2 separate regions of the Mus musculus genome follow, and region 2 is linked to region 1. The links are chromatin loops, found by intact Hi-C in ENCODE. Cell type or tissue: left cerebral cortex. All regions are shown on one strand. Each heading gives the region's core, and the rest is flanking DNA. Links, peaks and the distances in the headings are about the cores only.

Region 1 (9,602 bases), core at 966-8,965:
TGTCTGCCCTCAGGAGCTGCCTACCATTCCTTTTGAGATAAGATCTCCAACAGACAAGCTGAGGCTGCTGATTGGAGAATGTTATTGAGCCAGTGAGTCCCAGGGATCTGTCTCTCTCCTCCACCCCTGCCCCAGCACTGGGATCAAAAACAGGCGCCTCTGTGCCTGACTTTTCTCTGTCAATTCTGAGGCTCAAACTCAGGTCCTGGTGCTTGCAAGACTGAGAATTCTCCCCGGCCCCCAGATGCCAGACATCAGTTTCAATGCTACCTGGAGTGGGCTTGAAGTCTTTAATCAGCCCTCTTTGCGGGCGGGTCTTGAGCTTTGGGGTGTGCTTGGTCTTTCTCTGAGCCTTTGCTTACAGGACTACTCTTCTGCTGCCCAGGGTCTCACCCCAGTGACTTTCCCCTTAGTTCAGGATGCTTCTTGGGTGTTTGGGATGCTGTAACTAACCTGGGCTTGAGCCCTTCAACATCCAGACAAAATCAGATGTTCATCAGCTGCATTCCTGACATCACAGTTATCTTGTGAATTTCCCAGTGCACCGTGGCAGTGGACAGACACTGCCCTCTCAGAATGCCAATGTCTTTGGGACATTCTTGGCAACAGAAAGATGCAGTTTTGACCAAGGCCTTGTTAAACTAAGAGATCTTTTAGTGAAGTCTCATTTTTGTCTAAGTAATACAAATAGTGGAGTGTGGTATTCCTCATGACCACAGCCTCATTTTCAGTGTCTTGCCAGAGTCGTTTCTTAAGCCTTCTGAGAAGGGAGAAAGGATTGAAGCTGAGGGCCAGCACTTCCTTCCTTCCTTCTTTCTTTCTTTCTTTCTTTCTTTCTTTCTTTCTTTCTTTCTTTCTTTCTTTCTTTCTTGGTTTTTCGAGACAGGGTTTTTCTGTGTAGCTCTGGCTGGAACTCATTCTGTAGACCAGGCTGGACCCGAACTCAGAAATCTACCTGCCTCTGCCTCCCAAGTGCTGGGATTAAAGGCGTGCACCACCACTGCAAGGCCAAGGGCCAGCACTTCTAATGTGTTCTTATAGGATCTGGCAGGAGACTCTGACTTCTGGGGCAAAGTAAGCTACGTTGATATCAAAGATTGTATTACACAGGGAGAGCCTGATCTGGGATGCCTGGTGCTTTGTTACAGGACTGTTTGCAAGGGCAGGCCTGTGAGGATAAATGCAGAATGAGCTGGGACAGCTAATTTTGTCTAGGCCCTGCTGGAGCTTCGAGTTGCACAAGTTAGAACTGGTTCCTGGCTCCCAGTCTATCCGCTCAGAGACCATCTCATCTCTCTTCCTACGTTTCCAAAGCATCTTTTATTAGCAAGTACTTATTAGAAGAACTTTTATTTGGGGGCTAGGCACAATAACTCCCCAAGTTAGCAGGGGACAGTTTTTAAGTCTCTCAGTGCAGAAAAAGAGCTGGGAGAGAGAGAGAGAGAGAGAGAGAGAGAGAGAGAGAGAGAGAGAGAGAGAGACTGACTAATCATGGTCAGGAGTGTGTTACTGTATCAAGAGCAACGAGTGAAGCCAACGTAATCTCATGTGTATGACTGTCTTTTCCCCCCAATTCAGGTCAGGATAAGTTTGCACAAATAGCCAGCTTGAGTTCTGCACACCAGACACAGGCCAACCCTATCACTTGGATTCAGAAACTGTCCTGCTCAGAAAATGAGTTGTGTGTACCCAGGTTGCAGGATGCCACAGGAGGCCAACTGGGCACATCCATGGAGAACAAGCAAGGTTTCAAGGAGCCTGGGAAGGAGAGAATCGGAAGCAGGTAGGCTTCATCTTTCTTCAGAGCCCAGACCACCAGGCATGTGGTGCAGTGGGCCCAGCTGTACCTGGAGCTTTAAAGTCTGTGGACTTTAATGCCTAAGAACATGGATGTTCACCGGGTTGCTATTAACGAGATCCAAAGATGGCCCATAGGCCACTGTTTAAGCTGACTGCCCTAGGGCTGGATGCTACTCTCATATTCTTCTGTTCAGACCTTCTTGTAGAGAGAGAACTACTGGTGACAGGAAGCTGAAGAAGGTAAAATTAGCAAATGCCAGTAATGCACTGCTGGGCTATCATAAGCCATGAGTTATTATAAGCCATGAGTTATCATAAGCCAGGTACAGCTGGGTGTGGTGGCACACACCTTTAATCCCAGCACTTGGGAGGCAGAGGCAGGCAGATTTCTGAGTTTGAGGCCAGCCTGGTCTACAAAGTGAGTTCCAGGACAGCCAGGGCTATACAGAGAAACCCTGTCTCGAAAAAACAAAAGAAAACAAAAACAAAAACAAAAAAACATAAGCCAGGTACTGCTCTGGGCATCTGTTCCCCAGCTGACTTAACCCATACAATGCTGTGAAGTTGTTTGTATTATTTTCCCCCATTTTCCAGAAGGGGAAACTCAAGGGCTAGGATGCAAACACAGCAGCCTGTGCGGGAGATCATACTTGACCCCTGACCTGCCGCACCTCTCTAGCCCCACAGCTCGTCATCCAAATTCAAATGTGAATGCAGAGAGCTCCTAATGCAGGGTTCCAATGTAAAACAATGATCCATACATTTAAAAATAGCCTAGAACTTGGATCACGCTTACAAGTCAATTACATAAATAGCACAGATTTCCAGGCTGCTTACTGTGGAGGGGGTGGCAGGATCTGCTTTGGAGGGAGATGAGGTATACATCTGCTTTAGCAGGAGGAAACAGATGATTCATTTGAACTAAAATATACACATATACACAGACACCTTAAAGTAATGCTTAGGAATTATTGACCAATTCTGCCGATGCAGACACACCTCTCTATGCAGTGCAAACGTCAATCCATATGGAGGAAGCAAACCTCACTGTGAGTCTCCATGACAAAGTGCCCCAGGAATAGCGAAGCAGACTGGCGGCCATCCTATTATCCTGCTTCACAGCTTCATGGCTTAGGAAAGGAGGCAGATCTCCGCTTTGTGTACTATTGAGGGCATGATGGTCTTCGGAGGGTGGCCCCTGTATGGAGGGGATTAGGATACTCCATGCTGGAACCCTCAGCCTCCTTTGCAGCCTCAGGCCCTTTCCACACAGTGGCTCCATTGAGGGTCTGCGCTGCTGCTCTGAGCTCTGAGGACCTAAAAGCTTGCCAGTGGCCATACCACGTATTCCAGAGCCAGCACACCCTCACTTCTGCCATCATTCCTGGGCTCATATAGATCAAAGGGAATAGAAATGGGCCTCATTTCAATGTGTGAGTGTCAGTGGGTTTGGCGCCATCTTTTACCATATATTTATTAAAATGTAAAGAAAAACAGAAAATGCAGAAGAAAGCCAGAGTGCTGGCTCTCGGTTGCTATAACAAAATCCCTTCAGGCAAATAAACTTAAAAGGAGGTAAGGTCAATACTGGTTCACAGTTTTCAGTCCATAGTCAACTGACCTTACTGATTTGGGACCAGTTGCATGCCATGACAGGAGTATGTATGTGGTAAAAGAAGCTTATTCATTTATGGTGGGTAGGGGAGAAAGGATAGCGAGAGAAAGGAAGTGGGGTTCTACTACCTCATTCCTCTAAAGGTCTCTGCTCATGTTTGGATATAAAGTGCCTTCCAAAAAGGTTCATATACTGGAAGCTTGGTTACTGCCTGGTGATGTGAATATGGGAAATGTTGGAAACTATAAGGTGTGTGATTTAGGTAGAAGCATGTCCTTAGGAGTATATTGTCCCTTGTCCTGTCAGTCCAACTGGAGTGGTTTCTTTAGAATCTACTACATGCCTGTCCTGTCCTGGGTAGGTGCTGTGGATTCAGTATTTGCAGCAAAGACATGGTCCATGCCTCCTGGTGCCCACAGATAGGCAGAAATGGCAGGCCAGATCTTGTGGGAAAGAGCGGGTCTTGCTGATGGTATGCAGGCTACAGTCAGAGTGGGAATGACTGGCAGCCTGTGGCATTGACCCTAAGGGGACCCTCATCACCCATGCCATTCATAGAAGTTATTTACACAGAGCTTCTGAGTACAGAGATGCTGTCCACTTGCCTCTGGTCACTTCTCTGAAGCCTTTTCCTGACTGCCTGGCAAAGGGCTGGCTTCTCTGCGGCTGCACTGGCTCCATCTAAGACAGCCTCTCCCTGTGTGTGCCCGTCCTGAGAAGCACACGCTCTCATCCGTCTGCTCTAAGCTCAGAGACTCCCAAGAATAGCAATGCGCCAGTTGTATCCTCAGCTCTGAAGCCAGAATGTGGAAGTTTTCAGTAAATGGATTTTGAGAGGTTGGCATTTTAATAAGAAGAAGAAGAAGGAAAAAAAAAACACTCTTGAGGTAAAATACACAAGGCATAAAATCATAACCATTTTATGCTTTCTATTTGGTTGTTTCTAAGGCAGTGACATTGGATACATTTACATTGCTGTTGGGCCTCACCACCCTTCTGGGGACTCCTCATCTGCCCATGTAGAAACCACTTTTCGTCAGCACTCCCTCCCACCCGAGCCTAACCTGCTACCCAGTTCTTAGCACCCACTATCTACTTTCTGTCTGTGAATGTGACTCCTCATGTAATAGCTGACTTATACCATTGTCCTTCTGAGACCAACAGTAAGTTTTGGTGGATTTTTAACAATTGAGAGACGGTTTCCTGGATGGGCCAGATTACAGGAGCCACAGAAACCCAGGCCAGATAAGCAAGCCCTTGCTGTTCTTCAAAGGGCACCACTGCATTCCCAGGCCTCACTCTGGTCCTCCTTGGGTTCTGGGATTTTTCCTTTTCTTGAGCCTGTTCGACTGCCAGTGTCTCTCCCTGTGTACTTGGTTTTGGAAGACTGATGCCCTCCAAATTCCCAAAGGGCTGGCCCATCTCTGACTCATACACCCTTGGTTCTTTGCTGGTTTAGGGCTGACCCCTAGTGGGTTTTGGTCAAATTGGGTTGCATTTTCTGCAAGGCCAGAGTCAAGGGGAATGAGGCTCCTCCCAACTTGGAAAGAGTTGCTTTGGTCTGCCTCCCAGAATTGGGGACCCAGAGAGGGTCCATGGGCAGCTGCCTGCACCAGAATCCCTTCCTGATGTCCAGGTATGTAACCAGTGTGGTAAGGATATCAGGGACAGGCTAGATAGCACTACTTTGGTGGTTGGCTGCGCTGGAGGCCTGCTGCTGGCTGTTCCCAAGATCCGAGCACCCACATATTGGTGTCAGTTTTTCTTAGGGTTTTACTACTGTGAACAGACACTACGATCAAGGCAAGTCTTATAAAGGACAACATTTAATTGGGGCTGGCTTACAGGCTCAGCGGTTCAGTCCATTATCATCAAGGTGGGAGCATGGCAGCATCCAGGCAGGCATGATGCAGAAGGAGCTGAGAGTTCTACATCTTCATCTGAAGGCTGCTAGTAGAATACTGGCTTCCAGTCTGCTTGGATGAGGGTCTTCAAGCCCACACCCACAGTGACACACCTACTCTAAAAGGGCCACACCTTCTAATAGTGCCACTCCCTGGGCCGAGCAGTAAACTGTTCTTACCTTCTAGACTCTGCTTCTTTCTGGGTGTGTTTTTGAGGTGGCCCTGGATCACTTGATTCATTACCAGTGTACTATCTAGAAGAGACTTTGCTTACTGGAATATTATACACACCAGTCAGTTTTCTGTTGTTATTTAAACAATAATAAGGCTGGGTACCTTAAGGGAGAGAAGGGTTTAGATAGCTCACATTGTTGGAATCCGAACAGCACGGTGCTGGTTCTGCTGCACCTTCCACTCCCACTCTCAGTCCTAGCTGCCTTATCTCATGGCAGATATCTTCGTAGAGATGGATGTTAGAGAGACTCAGTGGAAAGCCAGGCCAGGAAGCCAGGCCAGTCTTGCTCTTTCAGAACAACTATCTCAGAGAACTAACTGGGGTCCCACAGGATCTAATAAATGCCTTCCAAAGAGGGAATCCACAGTGACCTAATCATGCCCCACTAAGCCACTCTTCTTAACACTCTGACCATCTCTCAATATCACCTTCTGGAGAGCCGATCTTTCAACAGTTGAACATCAGCCCTTGGGGGATAAAGTACATCCAAAATGGCCACAGCACATGTAGCCAGCTGAATGCCTGCCCAAAAACTCCCTAAGTGTCAGGGTGGGGTCATCCAACTCATCTGTACTGACAGATGGCTGAGTATGCAGTCCTCCAGGGACACAACTTATGTGCGGTTTTCTGGTCCTTCTAGAGACTTTTATCTGAAAGCAAGAGCACACAATAACACACCAGGCGAGCCAAGCATAGCTCTGTCCAGCTTGGGTTGGGAGACCTTCACAAGCCTGGGAAATTAGAAGACCATTCTTTCTTTATGGCAGAGGAAATGGGGTTCTGGAACAGCTGCATATGCAAACTAAGGTGGACAGTAGAGGTTCGTGTGACGTGTGAGTGACTATAACGAGCCTCTGGGACAGAGACCCTAAGGCTGCTTCTGTTGTCCTCCTCACTAGACCAGCCTGTGGGGGAGTCAGTCTAGGGAATCTGCTGAATTTCTGGCCACAAAGCTGCCTTCTCCTGGCCACACTAAGAAAGGGCCAATAAGTTCCTCCCAGGAGCACCCATTTTACCCTTTCATCTTTCCCCTCAGCCCGTATACTGGTGGAGAGCAGCTGCACAGCATCGGTTTGAACCAGAAGCCAGCTCAGACTGTCTTCGGAACAGCTGGTCACAGCATGTGTGCAGGTGCGGACTGAACCCTGGCCAGGTGCAGGGAAGGGAGTCTCACATGGGCCACTTCTATGCAAACTGCTTCGGTTTGTTTTTCAAAGAAAGTTCACAATCTTGTTGCTTTAAAAATTATTCTTAAAACTTCTTGGATTCGAGAAGCCCTCTTGTAGGCAACATCTGGCCTTGGGTGGCCCATGAACCTAGAAGGTGATGGTTTTGGGGGAGGTGGTTCCCAAAGTTCTGGTCCAGCCTGGGGAGCAGCAGCTCTGTTGCTTCTCAGGGGTCCATAGTAGCTCCCCATGCTGCCCAGAGAGCATGCACATGGAGGGCAGTGTGGTTTGTTCCACAAGGTCCCAGGCAAAAATGAAGTCAGAGATTCTATAACTAAGGAAAGTACTAGTACTTAAAGAATGCTGAGCCTGGAAGCCAGATCTAGATACTACCACATATCTCTACTGTTAATTAAACCTTGCCTGCTAGGCTCAGAAATGGACCCTTGGGGAGGAAAGATGTGGACTGATTGTGATGGTCAGTCACTAGTGGGGGATTTTCTCACTGGAACTATGACAGAAATCATGTCCTACCCCAGGACTCCAGCTTTCTAGAAACAACTTTAGGGTTCTGCTTTGGGCCTCTTCCAGACACAAGATTGGGAGGTACTCCAGGACCCACAGGCTAGGCTGTCAACCCCTGTACATTGGTGACTAGTAGAGATTCCTGTTAGCTTTCCTTTATTAGAAATAAAATTTCTGAGATGAGTCAGTTTAAAAAGAGGAAAGGTGGGAAGGTAGAGGCAGGAGGATCTCTGTGAGTTCAAGGCAAGCCTGGTTTATATATCAAGTTCTGGCCTGGCCAGGGCTACATTGTAAGACCCTGTCTTAAATCAAAAACAAAAGAGAGGAAAGGTTTATTTTTTTACCAGTAATTTCAGAGGTCTCCATCCTGGTTGCTGGGCCCTGTTGCTTTGGGCTTGAGATGGCAGAGTTTATCAAAGTAGGAGTGGATGATAACAAGGTCTGTTCACTCATGAGAGTTAGGAAGCAGAAAAACAGAGCGACGGAGACTGATGTTGAAGATCCCGTTCAAGACCATACATGTAATGACTCAGCTTCAATATAGCTTTAAGGCTCTCATCCCAAATGTTGTACTATGTCCAGTAGCACCACACGGTGTTTATAAAGCTCTCAACTCATGGTCCGTTTGGAGACATTCAAAATCAAAGCCATTGCAAGACTCGGGGGTGAGGGTGCTGGAACTGTTGTCTCATCTCTGCATTTTAGTTTCAGTTGTCACCAGCAGGAAATATAGCCTCCACGTACTCTCTCAAGGCCAGAACAGGAAAAAAGAAGTTAGGTGAACATGGTCACACATGGGCCTTGAATGCAGAGGTGGTGTGATCAAGAGTCTGAAGCCAGTGTTGGATTCATAGTGCGTTGGAGGTCAGTCTGAGCTACATTGAGATTACAAGTGCTGGAGGTTTAACTCAGGGGTGGAACTCTTGCCTAGATTCCATCTTTCCAAGGACCAGTCTTGGCTTGGAGAGAGGTTCCTGAGAGAATGAGTGTCTGAAAGTGGTAAAACAAATGATGTGAAGTCAAATTGTGGGTTACAAGCTGATTGTCTATGTTCTGCTAGAGACAGCTTTTCAGATTGCTCTTTCTCAAAACAGCTCTCTCTTGCTGTTCTAAAAACTCTCTGGATAACTCATCTCTTGCAGATCAAAAGCCTGGTCTTTTATTTACATATTAATTCAGTTATTACCCCAGGTTCCCTTTTCATTATCCCATGAATCCGCATCCCATGACCCCCTTGATTCTTAGAAAGAGACAGCAAACAAAATTAAAAAAAAATATTGCCAAAGAATTCAGAGATCTGCCTATCTTGGTTAAGCACAGATGATAAGCTGCCCTGGAATTACCATTCCTACCACTCCTGGGCCCGTACCTAAACTCCCCCGTCCCAGGCTGACCTTGAACTCAGGAATCTGCCTGCCTTTGTAAGCATAAACAAAAATCTTAGGTGTGTGGGATCTTGCCCTGCAATCACCACTCTCTAAACGTATTTATCTCCTTCCTTTGTATCTTTCTGACAGGCTGGTTCCAAGTGCAGCTGCCTCTGTTCCTTTAGATCTGTGAAGCTCCTTATACAACTCATCCTTAAATTTTGCATAGTTGAGAAATGGTATAGTTTTGAACTCATGGTTTTAGAGTTATTTCCCACAGCCTTAAAGGCTGCCTGAAGGTCTCAGCATTTACCATTTTGCTGAAACATTAGCCACACCCTCACCTCCAGGACTTGTGCTGTCTCTGATTATCATGGAGTCATTAACCTTCATCAGAGAGGACATTCCCCTGGAGGAACACATATATATAAACTTACGCCCACAGTAACCATGGACACTCATGAAGGCCCATGCCCATGCCCTTCTGACTCTGTGTCAGTGGTGGGAACCATGTCAGGCCATCCTGGCCATGCCCAAGCAGGACTTGGCACCATCTCTAGCACCAGGAGACAGGGGTTGGGTAGGGTGACAATCACACAGAAAATGGATATCATTGACCACTCTGCCATGGTCTTTGCTCTTGCTGTCAAATCTTGACTAACAGTGGCTCAGTTGTGGTTCAGTGGAATATGTGCTTAGTGATCTGTTCCCAGGTTGACAAGAGATTTGCAGTGAGCTACTCTCATTTCTCTGCATGTGCATTTTTGTTAGGTTCCAACTGCTTGGGCAGGAGAACCCAGATCTGCTGCTTTGATTCTGTCTCAGGGTCACAGAACAGCAAAAGAAAGGGCCTTTTTGGAGAACCCAACCAAGACATCGTGTGTGTGATGCTGAAGCGGGATCCAGTTCATGGCTTTGGTAAGAGGGCTTCTATGGGTGAGCCCCCTGTTCTGCTTAGCACAGGGAGAATAGGCACCATTCTTCTCTTTG
Region 2 (9,602 bases), core at 1,173-9,172, 59 kb before region 1:
ACTTTTACCTTTTTCCAATTTTAAAAAGTTTACATGTATGGGTGTTTTGTCTGCGTGTATGTCTGTGTACCATGTATACGGAGTACCCTTAAAGGCCAGAAGAAGGCATTATATCTCCTGGAATTAGAGTTGCGTATGGTTGTGAGCTGCCATGTGGATGCTAGAAATGGAACCTGGGTCTGTAAGACTCTGGTGAGCCTTAGCTTACTGAGGACTCCCTGAGTGTACAACCCAGAGCCGGGAATCAATGCAAAAAGCAAGGGGAATTTATTGTTCTGATATGTTGGGGTCTCCCTGCACATGGAGAGAGAGAGAGAGAGAGAGAGAGAGAGAGAGAGAGAGAGAGAGAGAGAACGACCATGTGCACCCTGTCTGGTGAGCCATTATACAGTTTTCAAGGCAGCAACCATTAGGCACAAGGTAGTTGGCAGAACAGTGTGACTTTTAAACTGATTGGTCTTTAGGGATTGAGGTAGGTGGCCAACAGTCTCGGAACATGTCTACAAGTTCTGGGCCTTCCCTACCCGCAGGTGGCCGGTGGTCAGTCCCTCCTCCCTGTGGTCTGAGGAATGTAATTATGCCCTCCCTTCAGGAGGGGAGAGGAGCCTATGTTCTTTATGACCTTTCTCTTTCAGGAGGGGAGGGGTCCAGTGGAATTTTCTAAAGTTCCTGAGCTGACCTTTTTAGGTCCTCTGGAAGAGCAGCCACTGCTCTTAACCACTGAGCCATCTCCAGCTCTGTATACTTGGTTTTTATGTTTCTCTATATGCAATACAATGAATCTTATCGGGCTATCTAACACCTTTGGAAAACATTTTCCTGGCAGCTACTAGGTTCCAGAGACCCAGATCTGGTTCTGTTCTCAGCACAGCTGTACATCTAGTTTTCTTCTGTGTGTAAACCACACCCTGCTTGCAGACCCACTATTGACAGGTACTTAACGGCTTTTAGGGTTTTAGTACATTACAAAAATAGACCGCAATAATCTTACCTGTTATTACAAATCTAAATAAAACAGCCCAACTGTGTGCATCCTTTTCCAGATGCTTGCATGGGCCTCTACAAGTTTAGCTATGAAGTTACTTCTGAGTAGTTGGGTTTTCAAATGAGGTGTGCATTTGGCATTCCTTAAAGGGAGAGACCTTGATCTATCTTCTTATTACTGCAGATAAGAATATACTCATTCACTGGTCCCATCAGTTGCATCAAAATTGTATTAAATTCTTTTGCTAGAGGAAAAAAAACATGCATTTTTTTCTTTCAAAAAATACTTCTTAGTTTGACACTGTTAATTCTGAAAGGGCTTAAAAGATCTGTTCTTTCACGGCCACCTCTAGAGAGCTATGATCTGTCTCTTGCTCCTCTTTGTCCTAACTCAGTCTTTCCTGAATTCAGGCACCAGAGGCTGGGGGAATTCCTCTTGTCTCTCCACCAGCAGCTCTGAGTCCTTGGGGCCTGGGTAGGATCTTGTATGTTCCTGGCTTATGTTGGGTGCAGGTCTGAAGTCTGACTGTTTGTGGACAGGGGGGACTGGGGAATTGATGAAGTCAAGCTATGGCTCTAGAGATTTCCCCCTCTGACCCCCCTTCCTTGCAGGGATCTTTCTTTTGTTGAGGACCAGGTGCTAAAGTGACATCACTGGAAAAGCCTTCCTGAGCCGCTCCCACAGTCCTCAGTCCTTCAGTGGCACCTAATCCGGTTGAGCTTAGCCCACTGGCCTTGAAAACAAGCTCTAGGAGACAGTAGGGCCCCAAGGCAGACAGTGACAGGGAAGTGGAGGGGCCTTGTTGACATACTCACTGGGCTTAGTGACTGTCACTGAGTGCTTAGTGACAAACAGTAAACAGAGGCAGACTCAGCAGGGCTGGGGCGGCTCCTTCAGGAGAGAGACTTGTGGGCCATTGATCCCTGTGTATATTGCTGAGAAGTCCATCTAAAGTGAAGGCCTAGACCAGCTTGCAGAGACGTCTGGATGCGGCCATTGGCAAAGGACACAGGTACTGCTGGGCATGGCTCTCTTTTTCTCCTGAAAGTCTGGATCAGGGAAAGAGTGAATCTATGGCAGAGGAATGGGGAATTAATAGGATACATCTAGGACCAGCCTGCATGAGTGACTCTGGGGCATTATTCACTCCAGGCCTCTCTGCTAGGGCCTGATGACATAGTATTTGTTTTCTATGCAGAAAGGAAGGACTAACTGAAGTCAGGCTCTTGCTTGTTTGAAACACTGCTTGTTGCTTGGCTTCTGTGCAAATTCAAACAATGTTTTAAATTTCCCAAGACTCTGCTTCCACATCTGTAAAGTGGAGAAAACAGCAGCCACATCATTGTGTGTGCTCTCCCATTAAGTAGTGGCAATTCCAAGAAATGAGTGGTTTGGTTACTGCTTAACAACATATCTCTTACAACATCATGTTCATTGATGTCAATTTGGGTTGGCAGGGGACACAGCAGCAGATCTGAATGACAGTGTGCAGCACTAATCTACCTTAGTTAATCAGAAGTTTCGATACCTTTTTTGGTAATGGATGCTTTTAAAAATCAGCTACCAAAACTCCTGGTATTTTGGGCTGGGGAGATAGATGGCTCATTTAGCTCTGTGCTTGCTATGTAAGCATGAGTCCTGAGTTTGCATTCACTCCACCAATGTAAGAAGCCAAGCGTGATAGCTCATACCTATAATCCCTCCCAGCTACAGCATGAACAGTTGGATTCCTAAGGCTTGCTACCTAGCCAGTGTGACTGAATCAGCAATATCTAGGTTCAGTGAGAGACTCTATGTAAGGCAAAAAGATGGAAAGTAATAGACATCTGACACTGGCCTCTGGCATTTAAATGAACACAGACACATATGCATGACTACACACACACACACACACACACACACACACACACACACACACACACGATCTTTCTGGGGATGTAATGATTACGTCTATTAGTTGAAGCCTCCTTCAGGATCCTAGGGAACTTTCCAAAGGTAAAGCCCAGTAACGGGAAGGTGATGAATTGGGACAGACAGGGAGGGTCATGCAAGTAGAGATGCAAAATAACCTTTCGCTTTGGCTTCAGAGATGTATCTCACCAAGCAGCTAGATACTTTGAAAAGCACATGATAAAAAGAAGACTCTGAAATTCAGTGTAACCCAGGGACTGTGGCCTGAAGTCCCCCTGGTTAGGAAACCTGCGCAGGAGAATTATGAGTTTCATGGCAGTACGGATGGCAGAGTGAGAACCAGTGTCAAAGAAACAAAACAAAGCAAAGAAAAGCCTTGTAACATGGCAGCAACAAAAACAGAGAAGAAAAAAACAAGTCAGGCTGGAAGAGAACAAACTCACTTCCTTCTACCAGCAAGTCCCTGGCAGGGGTGGGGTGGGGGGAGCTGAGAGCCTCTCTCTGAATTCCCCTCAGCTAGACTTCTGAGTCTGCCATGCCATACTCAGCATCCATTACTTTCATTAACTGAAATACTTAGTCTCTCAGGATTTCTCTCCACTAATTATTCTGCTTTCTTTGATTTCTACTGCTGGCTTTGTTCTCCCATAAAAGTAAAGATAATGCACCTCCCTAACAGGTGTGTTATATACCCTGATGGCATATGAACAAAGTGATGCAGACCTTCCTGGAGTGCCCAGGACATCCCTTGCTCTGTTGGTCCCCTCCATCAGCTGTACTTGCAGAAGCCACAGAATGGTTCAGTAGGCTAATGCAGTGTGGCCAGGCTCACTGTCTGCCTGGGAGCATGTGTGAAACAGCTCAGGACACCACCCCCCCCCCCTTCGCCCACCCCCCGGGTCTCTCTGGACTCTGATCCTTTTGGCCACTTGGTCCCTTTTTCTGCAGGTCCATCCTAAGCTCTCATGCCTAATGTCCTATAAGCCCTCTTGTTATAGAAAGTTTGACTCATCTCCTGTTCCAAGTCCTTTGTCTGATGAATCCTTCCCATTCCTGCCTTCTGACCTAAGAGAGCAGTTATCTGAGTTCTATAGACCACTGTCTAGTCCTGGTTGTAGGTCTCCTTGAATGCAGTACAGCAGTCCTACCACTACATTTCAACTGGCTGCAGCTGGTAGTAACTGGTTCTTCCAAGCACACCACAGGGACTCCAAGATGCGACACTTTGAACTTTTGGTTTACTATGAGATGAATTTGATGGTGGTGATGCAGGTTCTGACTAGGAGGTCTGGGACACCCTGAGTCTGCATTTCTATCACTGTGGTCACTGTGGCTGCTCTGAGTTGAAGGGATAAGGACGTTTAGTCTGTATGTCCCAAGGCTACTTTCAGCCTTCCCTTATAGAACCCTTTCTGTTCTCAAGCCATGGCTTTGTACGTTTATAGCTGTGATGCCTTCTGTGCCCACCCATGCCCAGTGTTAGTAACATGAGTAGATGGCATTTGTTGAGAAATTAGCATATGACCACCACGGTGACAGATGATTTATTGTGCAAAGAGAATACATAGCGCTCCTGAAGTGGAGCAGGGACGGTCCGGTTCTGTGCTGATCTCAAAGCTCTTCTGGCCACTCTACTTAGCAATTTCCAGTTTCTCATGAATGGCCACAGCCTTTGGTTGCTCTAGAGGCATTTAACGACTTTCCTTTGCTGATGTCTTCTCTGAAGACTGTCTGGAGACATGGCTTTCATTTTGCTCCTGGTCGTTTCCAGCTTTGTTATGAAGTGTCTGCCCAGCTTTTCTTGCTTTGGCTATAGATCTCTTTATTCTTGTATCTCCAGGAGGTAAAGTGGCTGTGTTTGCCTGAGGTTGTTGGAAATAGTGCAGGTGGTGACAGAAAGTGTGTAGGAGGTGACAGAAGAAGAGAGGAAGTCCTCAGGGAGTGGTGGAAAGGACTGATCCCTGTTAGTTGGCACTAACCAAATGGCAAGGTTTCAAGACTCATCTGTCAGAACTTACTTTCCCACAGATAACGTGGTGTAAAAACAGTGTCTGGGAATTTAAAAAAATGCCATCTGTCTAAGCATTTCCTCCTTCCTTCCTTCCTTCCTTCCTTCCTTCCTTCCTTCCTTCTCTCCTTCCTCCGACGAGCCCTCCCTCTCTTCTTCAATCTCTCACTTCTTCCTTCCTTTTCTTATTCTTCTCTTCCTCTGGTGTTGTGAGGAAGTCTTATGTAGCCTAGGCTTGACTGGAACGGGAGAGTTTCCTGCCTCAGCCTCCTGTCAAACACTTGATTTGCTGGTACGAACCACAGTGCCAGGCTTCATTTTTTTCTCCATTTCTTGGTGAAATATATCCACAGAATAGATGCAGCTCTTAATGTCCTCAGCAATGTACCCAGTGTTCAAACTGGTCAGGATAGGAATGGAGAAGTGTGCGACACATCTAAAGTGTGTGGCACATATAAAGGCAAAAAAGCCTGTGATGATGAGGGGGCGCTGCTGGAAGGGTGGGCGGGAGGTTCCTAAGCCTTTTTTGGTAACTTTGATCTGGGCAGATCCTGTAGGGATCCAAAAGCTGCTGGTGATAGTCCAGTCTCTGCTCAAATGATGGCACCTTGAATGCAGTGTCCTTTGAGGGAAAGGATGCTAGGCCTTCATGATGCTGAAGGCATCAAATTCAAAAGGCTAATCCCTAATTCCTGAGGACCACCAACATTTGGCTGTTTATCCTTGTATCAGTGCCAAGGAAAACATCTTTCTACACATTTCTTTGTCAATTACATCCTTAGCATAAATTCCCAGAAAAAAAAAAAAGAATGTGGTGACAGGTATGACATTTCCTTGGCTCATGCTGCACAATGTAGAACTGTTCTATAGACTCAAATAAGGCCAGCATCTCAGCTCTCTGAGGGCAGCAGACTCTGGAAAACTCTAGAATACTGAGTGCCTAACCGTCAAAGAAGCTTGCTTGATAAGTAGAGAAACAATCTCATGGTTGTTTCCAGTTTTGTCTCTTTTGTTTCATTTAGGGTAGACAATACTGCATATTTTAAAGTCATGAATTATAATTTCTTTATGTCTTTTCTTCGAAAAAAGATTTTGTGTGTGTGTGTGTGTGTGTGACAGTGTCAGAGCCACCCCCCCCCCCCAAGAGCTGGAGGTATAGGCAGTTTTTAGTGTCCCATGTGGGTGCTGGAAACTGACATTTCAAGAGCAGTATAAACTATTTGCTCCTATCTGCTGGGCTATCTCTCTAGCCCCAGGGTGCCTATTCTTTAATCTCATTTTCTTGCTTATGTACTCATAATGGGAGCCCCATGGCTCTTTCATCTTTAGCTGCTCATGTAGAAGTCACTTTCAGCTTGGCCTTTATCTCTTACCTCATCTGGCTGTGTCTGCTGCACTGCAGCTTGTAGATGCCACAGGGGAAACTGCTTCCTAATTCCAGGAATGAATTGGGTGTCTGGGTGGGAGAGTGGGAGGGGATGGAGCCAGGAGACAGCTTAGCACCTTCTCTTCCAAAGCCTTACAGAATGGAATGCTGGGAAATGCCTCTGTAGCTCCCACTCTCAGCTCTCACATTGCCTGTCTGGGCAGAAGTGAGATGGCTCATTTAGAGTGGGATACACACAGTTAAGAGATTCCTCTCTAGCCACTGCTGGTAAATAATCTACTCTGGGTGGGTAACTTTGGATGAACGGGAGAACTTTAGTTCTAGAAGAATAGTTCAAAACAAGATTTGATTCCATGGGGCTTATAACAGGGTGAGAACCCACTTGAGCCTCTGCCCTGTCTGTGTTCCCTCAACCAGAGCTTTATTCCTCAGCTGTTGCTTCAGAGAGAAGGAGGATTATGTCCCCTGTGTTGGAGGTGCCTGCCAGAGCTGCCTGACCCTGGCTCCCGAAGGAATCCTGCAGGAGTTCAGTATGTGTTTATCTCCTGCTGGGTTCTCTCTCTCCAGGCACATCTGCTTCCCTGTTGGTGACAGCCTTCTGACCACGTTGCCCTGGGTAACATTTCAGAACATTCTGTAGGTGATAATAATTTGATGACGGGTTTGAAGAATTTTATTTTCAATTTTAATGGATCATTATAAAAAAAAAATCTAAAGAAGTTTAATTCCCAGATAAAATGGGGGTTGTGAGAGAGCCTAGTCTACAGCCCCCTTCTTGCTAACACGGTCTTTAACTTATTATACAATTCGTGATCATTTGAAACTATCAGTTTTCATTTGGCTCAATGACCTTGTGATCTATCCACATTGCTACACATAGCACTCATTGATTTATTTTTCAGTAGTATTTTATGGTTTGACTATAGCACAATATGTATATCCATTCACCAGACAAAGGGTCTTTCAGTTTTTAACAGTTTTTGTGATTATAAACAAAGTTTCTGTTATGAATAATATCAGCAATCATATATAGATTTTCAAAATTCAGACATGTTGTAGGTTTTATCATTACTTTATTCCTTTTGATGGCTGAATGATCGTTCATTGTATGAACATTATGTATTGGCTGATAAACTTATGAGTTGTTGGCTTCTCTCTCTCTCTCTCTCTCTCTTTGTTGTTGTATATTATGCTGAGAAAAAAGTCCCTTTTATTTCTGATTAGCTGAGAAATCATGCACAGGACATGGGGTTTACAAATACCTTTTCTGTATTATTGGCTATGGATAATTTCTCTTTAGCCTGTGGAAGTGATGAGTTATATTAATGGATTTTTTTTTAATGTTACACACCTGGTGTCTTAGTTAGGATTTTATTGCTGTAAAGAGACACCATGACGAAGATAACTCTTATAAAAGCAGGTATTTAATTGGGGCTGGCTTATAGTTTCAGAGATTCAGTCCATTGTCATCGCGATGGGAAGCATGGCAGCATACAGGCAGACATTGTGCTGGAGGATCTGCGAGTTTTCTACCTCTTGATCCAAACGAAGCCAGGAGACTTTCTTCTGCAGGAAATTAGCCAGGAGATTACCTTCCACACTGGGCAGAGCTTGAGCATATGAGGCCTCAAAGTCCACTTCCAAAATGAAACATCAAGGCCACACCTCCTAATTGTGCCACTCCGTATGGGCCAAACATTCAAACATATGAATCTATGGGAGCCATACCTATTCAAATCACCGCACCTGGGTTAAATTCTGCTTGCTAGTGGTATATGATTGTGCTTATTGGATTCAATTTGTTAATATTTTCTGAAGATTTTTTATCTTCACTCCTGATAGAGATTGGCTGTGGTTTTTCCTTCCTGTTAACCCTTTTTCTGGTTTCCATCTTGGGGTAATTCTGGCCTCAGAGAATAGGTTAGAAAATGCTAACTTCTCTTTCATTTCCTGAGTCCTTAGGACGCATGTGATCTTCCCTTCAATGTTTAATATACTTCATGACAGAAACTGTCAGGGTCTGATATTACTTACTGAGTCACTTTCCAGAGATCTGCCTGTCTCAGCTTCCCAGAGCTGGGACATCAAGTGTGTGTCACTATGCCTGGCTTCCTGCCCCACCCCCACCCCCTTTAAATGTGGATTCTGGGATTGAACTTGAGTCTTCTTTGGCAAATACTTTGTTGATTTTGCTGTGTCCTGGGCCTTCTATGTGTAAGTTTCATAGAATATGTCTATTGAGGCATCAGTCACTTTTATCTGAGTTATTAATTGTGGCTGCAGACTTGTTCATGTTATTCCTTTATCCTGGGGTAAGAAGTGATAACTCTTCTTTCATTTTATGATTTGGATGTATATATCTTCTCCCTTTTCTTGGCTTCTTTTGCCTATATGTTTACCAATTTTATTTATATTTGAAGATACAAGCTTTTGGTTTCTCTATTGTTCCCTGTTTTGATTATCCCTCTTACCTTGTTTCCTGCTTTGATTATCCCTTTTACCTATTTTATTATTTGTTCTTTTTTTCTTCAAGTTCATATTGCTCTTCTTTCTGTTGCAGGCTACACGGAAGCTATAGTGTAGATTCAGATCTTTATTCATTCCCAGGTTGCATATTCAGTGTTATACCATTCTGCATAAGCAATGCTTTTATTGCATCTCACACATTTTCAGTTAATTAAAACATATTTTAGGAATGGAGAGATGGCTTAGTGGTTAAAAGCACTGGCAGCTCTTCCAGAGGATCTGGGTTCAATTCCTGGCAACCACATGGTGGCTCACGGCCATCTGTAACCCCAGTCCCAGGGGTTCAGGTGCTCTCTTCTGGCATCTGTGGGCACTACACACATATATACTACATGGAAGGACACACAGGCAAAACATTCATACCCATAATAAATATATTAAAGATAATGTAAATTGTTTTAAATTTTTCTCTTGGGATTTTTTTCTTGCTTCATGAGAGGTTTAATACTCAAATATGTGAGGATTTTAAAGATGTTTTCTGTTATCACAACAAGTGTGTACATATGCATGAATGCATCCCTCTCTTCTCTGTGTATGTATTATGTATATGTGTGTATGCATGTATTTGTGTATGTATGTATGTATGTATTTGTGTGTATGCCTGCTGCATGTGTTAGTGCTTATGTATGTATGTGTGTATGCATGTATATATGTATATATTTGTGTGTATGTCTGCTGTATGTGTTAGAGCATATGTGTGCATGTATGTATGTGTGTATATGTATGTGTGTGTGTATGTATGTATGTATATTATGTATGTCTGCCGCATGTGTTAGGGCATATAT

The links. Hi-C counts contacts between places; a loop is a spot of excess contacts. Peaks named below come from ENCODE experiments on the same cell type or tissue, not always from the same donor. Only the 100,000 strongest peaks of a DNase experiment are listed, where the experiment ranks them.
Region 2: a loop joins it to region 1, with 2.2 times the contacts of the local background. A loop is called at or near these places in 2 of 42 quality-filtered maps.

The regions. Positions count from the first base shown.
Region 1 is chr14:33,528,850-33,538,451 of GRCm38, forward strand. Frmpd2 reads left to right here. Exons shown (of 30, transcript XM_017316244.1): 16 at 1,579-1,783; 17 at 6,591-6,685; 18 at 9,384-9,530. Among named protein-coding and RNA genes, the nearest start is that of Frmpd2, 50 kb to the left of the region's middle. In left cerebral cortex, for the core only: a CTCF peak has its summit at 4,877 (motif pointing left); DNase peaks (open chromatin) are centred at 2,695, 4,162, 4,448 and 4,834; H3K27ac peaks cover 3,547 bases.
Region 2 is chr14:33,469,836-33,479,437 of GRCm38, forward strand. No RefSeq gene overlaps it. Among named protein-coding and RNA genes, the nearest start is that of Frmpd2, 8.9 kb to the right of the region's middle. In left cerebral cortex, for the core only: no CTCF peak of the experiment used is centred there; DNase peaks (open chromatin) are centred at 4,826 and 6,425.